Linked DNA regions of Mus musculus: region 2 is linked to region 1. The links are chromatin loops, found by intact Hi-C in ENCODE. Cell type or tissue: left cerebral cortex. All regions are shown on one strand.

Region 1 (2,500 bases):
CGCCCCTTTGAGCTTCAGGGACACAAGTTAACAATACTGCTGTGACAGTTTCCTGGCACAGCACACATACAAGATAGTACCTTTCAGGCACATGGTCAGCACCTACCTGGCCTGTAGAACCTCTATATGACACCGTCATCTGGCACCCATCACCCAGATGTCATTGTGCCCAGCAATGAGTGTGATTTAGCCTCCCCTTCCTCTATACACTGACTTGGGGTTTTATGAAAAATATATCTGCTTAGGAGGTAAACAGATCACAGAGCCAACCATTCCCCCTTCCTAACTGGGCAAGCATTGGCTCCACTCTGGCCCTGTTTCCCCTTTTACAGTAAAGACAATGTGCTTAATCTGGCTCCACTTAAAAGAGCAATTAGCAGAGGTGAGGGTTTTCTTAAAATCCAGAGTCTTTTCCCTATCCCAATTAGAGTCTGCATTTCATTTTTACTTTTCTTTTTTGTTTTTTTTTTTTTTTTTTTTTTTTGGTTTTTTTTTGAGACAAGGTCTAATATAACCCAGGACAGCCTCGAGCTTACTATGTAGGCAAGAATAACCCTCAAGTCCTGATCCCCCTGCCTCCACTCTCTAAACGCTGGGCTTAAATAGGGATGCCTCCCCTGGCTACAACGTGCATTTTAACAAGATGCCCAATTAATTCTCCCAGTTGACATTTATAAAGTCCTAAAGAAAAGCGGGTGGCGAGGCCAAACCTGGTAATGTCACCTACAGAAAGTGACAGTAGCGATTATCACTATGCCTCAGCAAATAGTCTATCCTTGCGACCGAGGCAGTTTCACTAAGGCCTATATCATGGTTGCACAGGCCCGCGATTCCCGCACTCAGAAAGATGAAGCAGGAGGATCACGAGTTCGAAGCCAGCTTAGGGGCTGCGTTAAAAACAAACAAACAAAAAACTTTAAAATGCAAAGTTAATGCTTCCGAAAATGAAAATTAATCCCACGTAAAGAAAAAATGCTTAAAGGGGCGTGTGGCACGCAGCAAAGACCCCCTCTAGGACACTGCTTGGCAGCGACCCCGAGCCTCGTCCGCAGGCCTCCCCGCCACACTCACGCTCTCCAGGACGTCGTAATTAGCCTTGATCTCCGCCTCGATCTCCTCCTTGCGTCGCATCAGATCCTGGATGTCGCTGACCGCGGCCGCACGGGCCTCGGAGGACTCTGCCCGGTGCGGAACGTCTTCACCCGACATCGCGGACCTCAAGCTAGAGTTCTGGGTTTCCCGGCTACGGACGCCAGCCGAGGCTGAGGCTACGGGTCCTCCCCGGGGCCAAAACAGCTCAGCCAACGCGCAAGTACGGAAACAGATGAAGGGTGGAGCTTGGAAGTGGGCGGGGTCACCGGCTAGATAGACCACGTGGTTTTCAGATGACCCGGTAGAGATAAATAGGCCCATAGAGGACATAGGTATTTACTCCCACTTTATCCTGACTCATTTCCACTTTTCTTGTTCATTCCTTTCTTTTTCATTCTGTCCCCGTCCCTCCATCCGTCCGTTTCCCCACCCCCCCACCCCACCCCGTTTTTCAAGACAGGGTTTCTCTGTGTATCCCTGGCTGTCCTGGAACTCACTCTGTAGACCAGGCTGGCCTCAAACTCAGAAATCCTCCTGCCTCTGCTCCCAAGTGCTGGGATTAAAGCCACCACATCTGGCTTACACTTTTTTTCATTCACTCATCTGAAGGCTGAGTAAACTGGATACCAGCTGTATAAATGTAAGAGGATCCAGTCTTGCCAACCTTGACACTTCAGTTCTTAACATCTACGAAGCCCCTGAGTGTTTGAAAGAGGCTTTCAAGCGATTTGTTTTTTGTTTTCTGTTTCTTTTCTTTTTCTTTTTCCAGACAAGATTTACTGCATCTCAGGCAGGCCTCTAACTCATTGTGTAGATGAAGGCGACCTTGAAGCTCTCCCCAAGTTTTTAGAATATTCTATTTCTTATTGTCATGATCACAGACACCCTCTAACCCCCCACTCCCATTCTATCCATTTCGCACCTCCCTCAACCTATCCTCATCAAAACTTCAAGACCTTTTTTTTTTTCCTTCTTTATAACCTAGTGTGCCCAGTGCCTTTGAGCATCTGATACTCCATCTGCTCCCTCCACAGGCAGGGATTACAGGCATGTACCACCAGGTATGGTTTATGAAATATTGGGGATCAGGAACACTCTACCAACTCAGCTATATCCCCAGCCACTTTCGGGCTGGGGATCCTCATGGTACAACCTATGTTCAAAGTTGGACCATTAACACCGACTATATATATTCCATGTGACCTTAAATAATTTCACCTTCTGCTCTCTGACCTTATTGTGTGACACTAACAGTAATATCTCTCGCTCTTTTTTTTCATTTTTATTTACTAATTTATTCCCTTTGGATCCTGATCAGAGTACACACACCCTAGCAACGTGTCTCTTAAGGGTGTCCAAGTATTTATTGACTTTCACCTCTGTCACGAGGTGCTGGTGTAACAGGCCC
Region 2 (2,500 bases), 170 kb after region 1:
AACTGCAGCTCTAGGGGATCCAACACTCTCTTCTGGCTTCTCAGTCATTAAATGGAATGATTTGATATATGTACGCCCCACTGGAAAATCTTGACAGTGTTACAGTGTGTGAGGATCAGGCTGTGTGTAAGTGCCCCTACCCCACTAAGCCATCCGGATCTCCCTACACAGCCCAACCATTTTCCTCAGGAGACTTTCTAAAGTTTATTTTGATTTATGTGACAAGAGACTGTACCTTATGTGAGCGTGTTGGATTCCCTGGAGCTGAAGTCCCAGGAAGTTGTGAACACCCTCATTTGGGGTTTGGAAACAAACCTTGGGTCCACTGCAAATGCAGTTATGTGCTGCGTCATCTCTCCAGTCCGCCTGCCAGGATCTTGCTGGGATCTCAGGCATGCACCACCACACCAGGCTTTCATTTTCCGTTTGCATTGCACGGGACAGCAGAACTCTTCCACAGCTGACATTCTCCATGCCAATCCCTACCCCCACCCCCACCCCAGCCAGATCAGTGACACAGTAGGTTAGTTTCATTAAGGATTTAAAGAAAGTGCTACAGTGTCCCTTTCACCTGGTTCCTAATTGGAGACAGGCTTCTCTCCAGTCTCCAACCCTTTGAAACTAACCTGTCTTTCATGGCAATTCACACTCCCTAGAGGATCCCAGCCTCCTGCTCTAATTACCTTCCAAAAACACCGTTACATTTGGGCTAGCAGTTTTTAAAAACATCCAAGTGTATTTTCCTGAAAGCTGCCGGGTGGACTAATTTGCACTAGAGTGGAGAAGGACCACTTGCCAGACGAAAAGCACTTGGAAGTCTTGAGGGAACACAGGCCTCTTAGCTCCGGCCCCTGTGTTTGACAACAGGGCAAACACCATCACCAGTACATTTCCCACACACCTTCCTGTGAACAGCCGCTAGCTGTTTACAATACATTCCACGCACGCGCTCCTTTGCTTAATCCCTGTAGCTGGCCCGCCAGGTCGGAGTGATATCTGTGTATTTTTAGCACGATGAAAGTAACTGGCAAAGCATAGCAGCTGTCCAGTGGCTGCTCAGGTCAGCTGCACTGCAATGTTGTGGCATGTACACAAGTTTATTTTCTTTTTCTCTCCTTCTCCCTGGCCCCCCCCCTCCCCCCCCCGCCTCCGGGTTGTAGATCATTTCTCTTTAACACACTTTTGCTAGCAACCTGAAATACAATCTTCCTGCACGGGAAATTCTATTTCTCTTGCTTGTTTTTGAGACAGGCTCTTGTAGATGCCAGTGGAGACCAGAAGAGGGCACTAGATCCCTTGAAACAGGAGTTACAGGTAGCTGTAAATGGCCGGAGGTGGATGCTAGGACCTAAACCCAGGACCTCTGCAAGACAGTCCTATACCTGCTGAGCCATCTCTCCAGCCTTTCATTTAGTTATCTTATATTAAGATCTGAATCTTTGTGTCCCCCCAACATTTTACAACCCTAGATCCTTCAAGGTTGTAGTAGTATAATGTAGGCAGCCTTTGGGAGATTAAAAAACAATATCTACTTCATAATTTGTCAGGGTCCAGGGCAAAATATAAGTGAGCAAGTCCATGAAACCAGTCTGTCCCACGTATTCTACTACAAAGTGGATTTTTTGGATACATTTAAGAGCTTCCTTTTCAATTATTTTTCTGTGCTATTCTTGAAGTTTATTCTCTTGGCCTAACACTCTTATAAACCCCTCTTCCTCAAGGCATATATAACTGAGGGAGACGGGACCTGAGCAACTTCTTCAGGGAGTCCAAGAATCCCTACCCTTCCAGCGTTTTAGAACAGTGATTAGGAGTCATACCTCTCATCAGCCTCAAGAGATTCTGGCCCAAGAATGTACCATTTCAAGACTTTCTTGGGGAGTTGGGGTGGAGAGGAGGCTCAGCGGGTAAGAGGAGATCCGCCACCAGGCCCAAGGCTCTGAGTTCAAACACTGAGACTTGCATGTTGGAAAGAGAGAGCTCTGTAGACTTGTGTACTGAATGTCACGCTCATACCACTACATGGGTGCAACTTACACATGCACACAGACACGGATGAATAAATCGTAAACCCGTAAATAATCTTCCTTAGAGAGTTTTACTAACTTCTCCCTTTTGAAGTAGGCGATTTTGGTCTAACAGTCGCTTCCTGCCTCATTCCCTACCACCCCTCAATGTTCAGGAACACACATGGTCTCTCACCCTCCACTTTGGTCCTAATCTCCTCTTCTGGCATCTAGACTTCCTCTCCCCAAGTCCAGCACGACTGTATTGACTGGACAGTCTCTGAAGTGCACAGACGTCACCCAGCAGATGTCAAGGTGCTCCCACAGCTACCTCCAAGACTGCCTCTACATCTGAACCACGTGACCTTCCCACAAGAACCCTTTAAGAACTGGGGCTGAACTACAGGCTTCTTGGTGTCCCCAGCCATCAGAACAGTCTTCATATATTGAACACTATCCGCTTTCCATACTTGTTTATGGAAACAAATGAACCA

What was found. Peaks named below come from ENCODE experiments on the same cell type or tissue, not always from the same donor. Only the 100,000 strongest peaks of a DNase experiment are listed, where the experiment ranks them.
Region 2: it touches region 1 in a loop (2.2-fold over the local background); 1 of 42 quality-filtered maps calls a loop at or near these places.

The regions. Positions count from the first base shown.
Region 1 is chr5:123,227,016-123,229,515 of GRCm38, reverse strand. Psmd9 (proteasome (prosome, macropain) 26S subunit, non-ATPase, 9) reads right to left here and starts at 1,326. Exons shown (of 6, transcript NM_026000.2): 1 at 1,072-1,326. The coding sequence starts at 1,209. In left cerebral cortex, no CTCF peak of the experiment used is centred here; a DNase peak (open chromatin) is centred at 1,297; H3K4me3 peaks cover 1,527 bases; H3K27ac peaks cover 622 bases.
Region 2 is chr5:123,058,768-123,061,267 of GRCm38, reverse strand. No RefSeq gene overlaps it. Among named protein-coding and RNA genes, the nearest start is that of Morn3, 13 kb to the right of the region's middle. In left cerebral cortex, a CTCF peak has its summit at 1,271 (motif pointing right); a DNase peak (open chromatin) is centred at 1,284; H3K27ac peaks cover 29 bases.